2 separate regions of the Homo sapiens genome follow, and region 1 is linked to region 2. Evidence: read pairs that join two places in POLR2A ChIA-PET (ENCODE). Cell type or tissue: GM12878. All regions are shown on one strand.

Region 1 (2,500 bases), 430 kb after region 2:
CATGACCCCCTGAAAAACGTCAGCTAGAAACTTCTCGGAGAGATGGATTTAAGGGTCTCCTCCCATCCCCTTGCTTGGTGCCCTGTGATCATTACACTCTTTCTCTGCTGCAAACCCTGCTATCTCTGTACCTGTCTGTCACTGCACAGCAGGCATATGAATCTGTTGGTCCTATAACATCGCAACGTAACATTCCCATGTGGAGGGGGATTACACTCCATGTTCTTATCACAGCAAAACATATGTCACACGTAGCAATCTATGTAAGTGTTTGGAATCATTTCAGAGCTACATAACAGGCACCATTGTGAAATGCAGGAAACTCTGAATTTCCAGTTTTGAAAAAATTGTATTGGAGCTCTGTCTCTGCTACCCACTAACTGTGATTTTGGTTCCTTAATATCTCTGAACCTTGCTTTTCCTCTGTAAAAAGGTGATAACAACACCAACCTCATGGGATTACTGTCTGGATTAAATGACATAATGTACAAAAGCACTGTAAATATCTCTGAATACATAGGCACATATTTGAAAGTTGTTCCTTAAATGTGAAATTTTAAAACCAGGAAGCTAATTATAGATAAAATATTGAAAGAAAAGTTATAAAGGAACATTTAAAAACTAAAATTTCATTAGAAAGATACATTTTAGCTTAAGGTATATTTGAAGATAAATATTACCATCACTGGGTGCCAGCATACTTATAACAATCTTACATTTTTCACCTTACAGTTTTTTAATTTAATTATAAAAGTAACACATACTTGTCATAGGAAATTAGGAAAATACAGAAACATGAAAAGGAGAAAAATCCCATCTCACAGAGATAAGTCCTTTCAACTTTTTAATATATTTCTTCCAGTTAGCATTCTGGCTTTCAGCTTTTCTCTCCCTCCCTCTCAAAACATTTAGTGTAAATTATGTCATTAAGGCCAGGTGTGGTGGCTTATGCCTGTAATTCCAGCACTTCGGGAGGCCAAGGTAGGAAGATCTTGGGAACAAGTGTTTGAGATCAGCCTGGGCAAGAGAGTGAGACCGTTTCTACAGAAATTTTTTAAAAATATTAGCTGGACATGGTGGCATGTGCTTATAATCCTAGCTGCTTGGGAGGCTGAGATGAGAGGTTGACTTGAGCCCAGGAATTTGAGGCTGCTGTGAGCTATGATCATGCCACTGCACTCAAAGCCTGGGCTGTAGAGTAAGACTCTCTGTCTAAAAAATAATAATAATAAAAAGTATATCACTAATATATCTTTCAAAAGTAATAGTAACTTAACACTTATTATTGTTAGATAGTTTCCAACTTTTGAATACCATTACAATGACCTTGGGTTCCATAAGTGCATACCCGAATTGGTACATTCTGAATAAATCATATTTGCCTACTTACTCATTTGTCTCCCCAGCTAGACAATAAGCTTTGTGAGGAACACTTCCTTTTTTGCCATTGTTATGTAGTGCCTAATATCTTGCTTGGCACACAGTATCTCTACATAAAAATATGTGCTGTGGGCCGGGCGCGGTGGCTCATGCCTGTAATCCCAGCACTTTGGAAGGCCGAGGCGGGTGGATCATCTGAGGTCGGGAGTTCGAGACCAGCCTGACCAACATGGAGAAACCCCGTCTCTACTAAAAATACAAAATTAGCCGGGCATGGTGGCACAAACCTGTACTCCCAGCTACTCGGGGGGCTGAGGCAGGAGAATCGCTTAAACCCGGGAGGCGGAAGTTGCAGTGAGCCGAGATCACGCCACTGCGCTCCAGCCTGGGCAATGACAGCAAAACTCTGTCTTAAAAAAAAAAAAAGTGCAGGTATGAATGAACAAAAGAAAGAGTGAATACTAGTATTTCCCCCACAGAACTCGAGGGTTTTTCCAAGACAGCTTCACAAAATGAGACAACATGTGTAAAAGTTATTTGTGTGTTTTCATCTTTATTATATTTGAATCAGTATTTTTTTTAGTGTTTTTGTCGTTGCCATAAACTGGAGCAATAAGAACGAGATATTTGAGAGGTAGATGTGGGCGTTGTTGGGGGCAAGGTATGGGAGAGACCATTGTGACAGAATGGTAACCTCTTCTCCTAGACACTGGAGAGCAGGCTCTGTTTAGAGCCCTTTGTCTGCCTCTGCAAGGACAAAGCTTTCATCTTAATAGAATCCTCTGCTGGCAGCTCAGTAGCTGTTTCAAAGCAGGAGGGAAAGAGGAAAAAGGATGGTTCTGGGGGAGGGGAAATTATAGGAGGAAAACATTTTTTCCCATTTTCTACTCAAAGTATGAGTTAGAAATACACAAAAGGGGTATATGGAAAGAAATGCAGAGTGCAGCATCGACTACCTCTGTGTATAAAAAAAATGAATATTTGCTGAAATCTAGATATAATGTGTCATTCCAGAGTAGCACACTGAAACCACTTTAGAGGTGAGAAAGTGTTGGAGGCCATGGGTAATTATAGAAGGAGTGCTGTATTAGGGTAATTTCTGGTTTAAAAGGACACAAAG
Region 2 (2,500 bases):
TGTTGTCCACCCTGCCCTCAGTTACCAGGGAGACTTTCAGGGGCCCAGATGTAAAACTATACTGTGATTTGGTGAGTGCTATACTAGGAGTAGGAACAAATTACCTGGGCAGAAAGAAGAGGAGGAAATAAATTCATGGGAAGTTCAGAGGGAGTTAAAAAGCTTCACAGAGGAAGGAACATTTGGGCTAAGCCTTAGTGGATGAGGAAGCTCAACCTACAAGAAAGCAAGAGTGAACGAGATGGACATTTTAGGCAGAAGTAACAGCATGAGGTGTGAGCATTCAAAAAAATGTTCAAGAAATCAAGAGTGGCTGGAAGCTAGTGGTGCTGAGTTGATCCTTCTTGGAATCTCTCCGGGGAATACCTGGAGTGGTGTCTTGCTGGATCAGCGGTCATTTAGAGGATTTCTTTCTTGGCCATTTGCCCGTTGGTCAAGGTCTGTAAGTACTGTATTATGTATGCATCTTCTTACCAGTCATGGAGAAACTTTTCTTTAAAACATAAAGGAGTTTCCAACTTCATTACCCGAAGTTACTATGCCTCTTACCTGTTTACAATGCACTTGACACAACAAAAGTGGAAAACAGTCTGGGCCAAAGAGGCTAGGAGAGCTTTGTGAAGGAGCTAGCACTTGAGCTGTGGCTGGAAGGAAGGAATACTGAGTCTCAGGCAAGTAGAGAGGAGGGGAGTTAGTGAAGAAGTAGAAATGAGCATGGCATATTTGGGGACAATGCCCAAACTTAATGGGCATGGGTGTTCTTTGAATGTCATTCATGTCTCTTGGGAGTGGGTGAGAATGAAGGTGAGTTCAGTTTGGAATATGTTTGTACCTGTGTGGTTTATAGGTAAATAAATATGTGCAGAAAGCAGCAGGTAGCCTGATTTTGGAATTCATGAAAGGTCGTAATCAGGTCCGAACAGGAATTGTCAGCATACAGGTTGATTTTAAAGCTTTATACGTGGGAGTGGCAAATAATGAGAGAGCGGCAGAGGGTTGTGTGTGCACTCTTGCGGTTTGGTTTGTAAGAGTGAAAATAGAAGGAGGCTGAGAAGGCACAATCAGAAGTATGAGAAGAACCAGGAGAGAAAGAAACAGTGGTATCTCACAAGTTAAGGGCTGAGAGTTCTATAGAACAAAGAATAGTCAACAGTCTTAACTGCTGCAGTGAGGTCAAGTAAGATATTTTGCCATTGACTTGATCTGGCAACTGAGAGGTGACCTAAGTAAGAGCAGTGGATCAGAACAGACTGGTAGTTTGAGGGACCCCTAGGAGGTAGGCAGGGGAAACCCTCAGTGTGGATTGCTTCTAGAAAGTGTGCTCTGGAAAGAAGGAGAGTTGTTGGTCCATAGCTAGAAGGAGACACTTTCTAACATGTAGTCATTGCAATGAGACTTAAATAGTAGACAGAATTTCAACAGGCAAAGCCAGTGGCATTAAAGAGGAAGTGGTGGTGTGAGCACCAGCTTAGCTGTGACAAAGTGCAGGGCAGGTTTGAGTAGCAGGGGGACTGTTTGGGCAGAATGTGGGATGTGCATGAGAGGGAACTGAAAAAGAAGTTGGCTAAATATGGCCCAGAGCTAATATATACACTTGACTGTGTATATTGTTTGAGATAACATGATCAAAGCTGTATCGGACACAGGAGCAGGACTAGAACCAAGACAACGAAGACCTTTCTTTGGCAGCATGAACTAGTTTACCTATAGTCAGTGTGCTGGTGTTATTAGTAATAATAATGAACATTTGTATAGCACTTCACAGATGACAGAGTGCTTTTACCTTCTGAGCTCATTATCACAGCAACTCTATGGTAGGTAAGCCAAGGTATATTACCTCTATTTATATATAAGAACTAGAGGGCCGTTTCACAGGACACTCTAATGGAGGGAGTGATTTCCAGGGTGTTGCAGGTTAGATTTCCTGAAGCAGATCTTACCCAGAGGTTAAGTGTGCAGGAGGTTTTTAGGAAGTACTCTTGGGATCAATGCCTAGGGAAGGGACAGGAAGGCATGGAATTGGACAGAAGGAAAAGTGGAGCTGCAATACAGTCACAGTGGAAATGACCCTCTGGGGAGTTCTAGGGCAGCCATCAGAGGAGTCCAGAGTTGGGGCAAGGAGGCCTGGCTTTTTTTTTTTTTTTTTTTTTTGAGACAGAATCTCGCTGTCACCCAGGCTGGAGTGCAATGGCATGATCTCAGCTCACTGCAAGCTCTGCCTCCTGGGTTCACGCTATTCTCCTGCCTCAGCCTCCAGAGTAGCTGGGACTACAGGCGCCCGCCACCACGCCCAGCTAATTTTTGTTTTTGTATTTTCAGTAGAGACAAAGTTTCACCGTGTTAGCCAGGATGGTCTCGATCTCCTGACCTCGTGATCCGCCTGCCTTGGCCTCCCAGAGTCCTGGCTTTTATATGTCTGTGCTACTTCTACCAGCCAATGAGTACAGGAGAGGCTTCCCAGGAAGTGGTGTGATCTTGGACAAGTCAGCTGTCTTCAGCC

What was found. ChIA-PET counts read pairs that join two places held together with the same protein. Peaks named below come from ENCODE experiments on the same cell type or tissue, not always from the same donor. Only the 100,000 strongest peaks of a DNase experiment are listed, where the experiment ranks them.
Region 1: POLR2A ChIA-PET joins it to region 2 with 5 read pairs; 2 of 35 experiments call an interaction of 5 or more read pairs at or near these places.

The regions. Positions count from the first base shown.
Region 1 is chr12:76,633,999-76,636,498 of GRCh38, reverse strand. LOC105369851 (a long non-coding RNA gene) reads left to right here. Exons shown (of 2, transcript XR_945115.3): 2 at 1-380. Among named protein-coding and RNA genes, the nearest start is that of OSBPL8, 75 kb to the right of the region's middle. RefSeq lists enhancers at 1-332, 1,121-1,773, 1,774-2,427. In GM12878, no CTCF peak of the experiment used is centred here; no DNase peak of the experiment used is centred here.
Region 2 is chr12:77,059,612-77,062,111 of GRCh38, reverse strand. All of the region lies in intron 2 of E2F7 (E2F transcription factor 7), which reads left to right. Among named protein-coding and RNA genes, the nearest start is that of E2F7, 4.7 kb to the left of the region's middle. RefSeq lists an enhancer at 1,329-1,408. In GM12878, no CTCF peak of the experiment used is centred here; DNase peaks (open chromatin) are centred at 1,061 and 1,481; H3K4me3 peaks cover 2,139 bases; H3K27ac peaks cover 2,500 bases.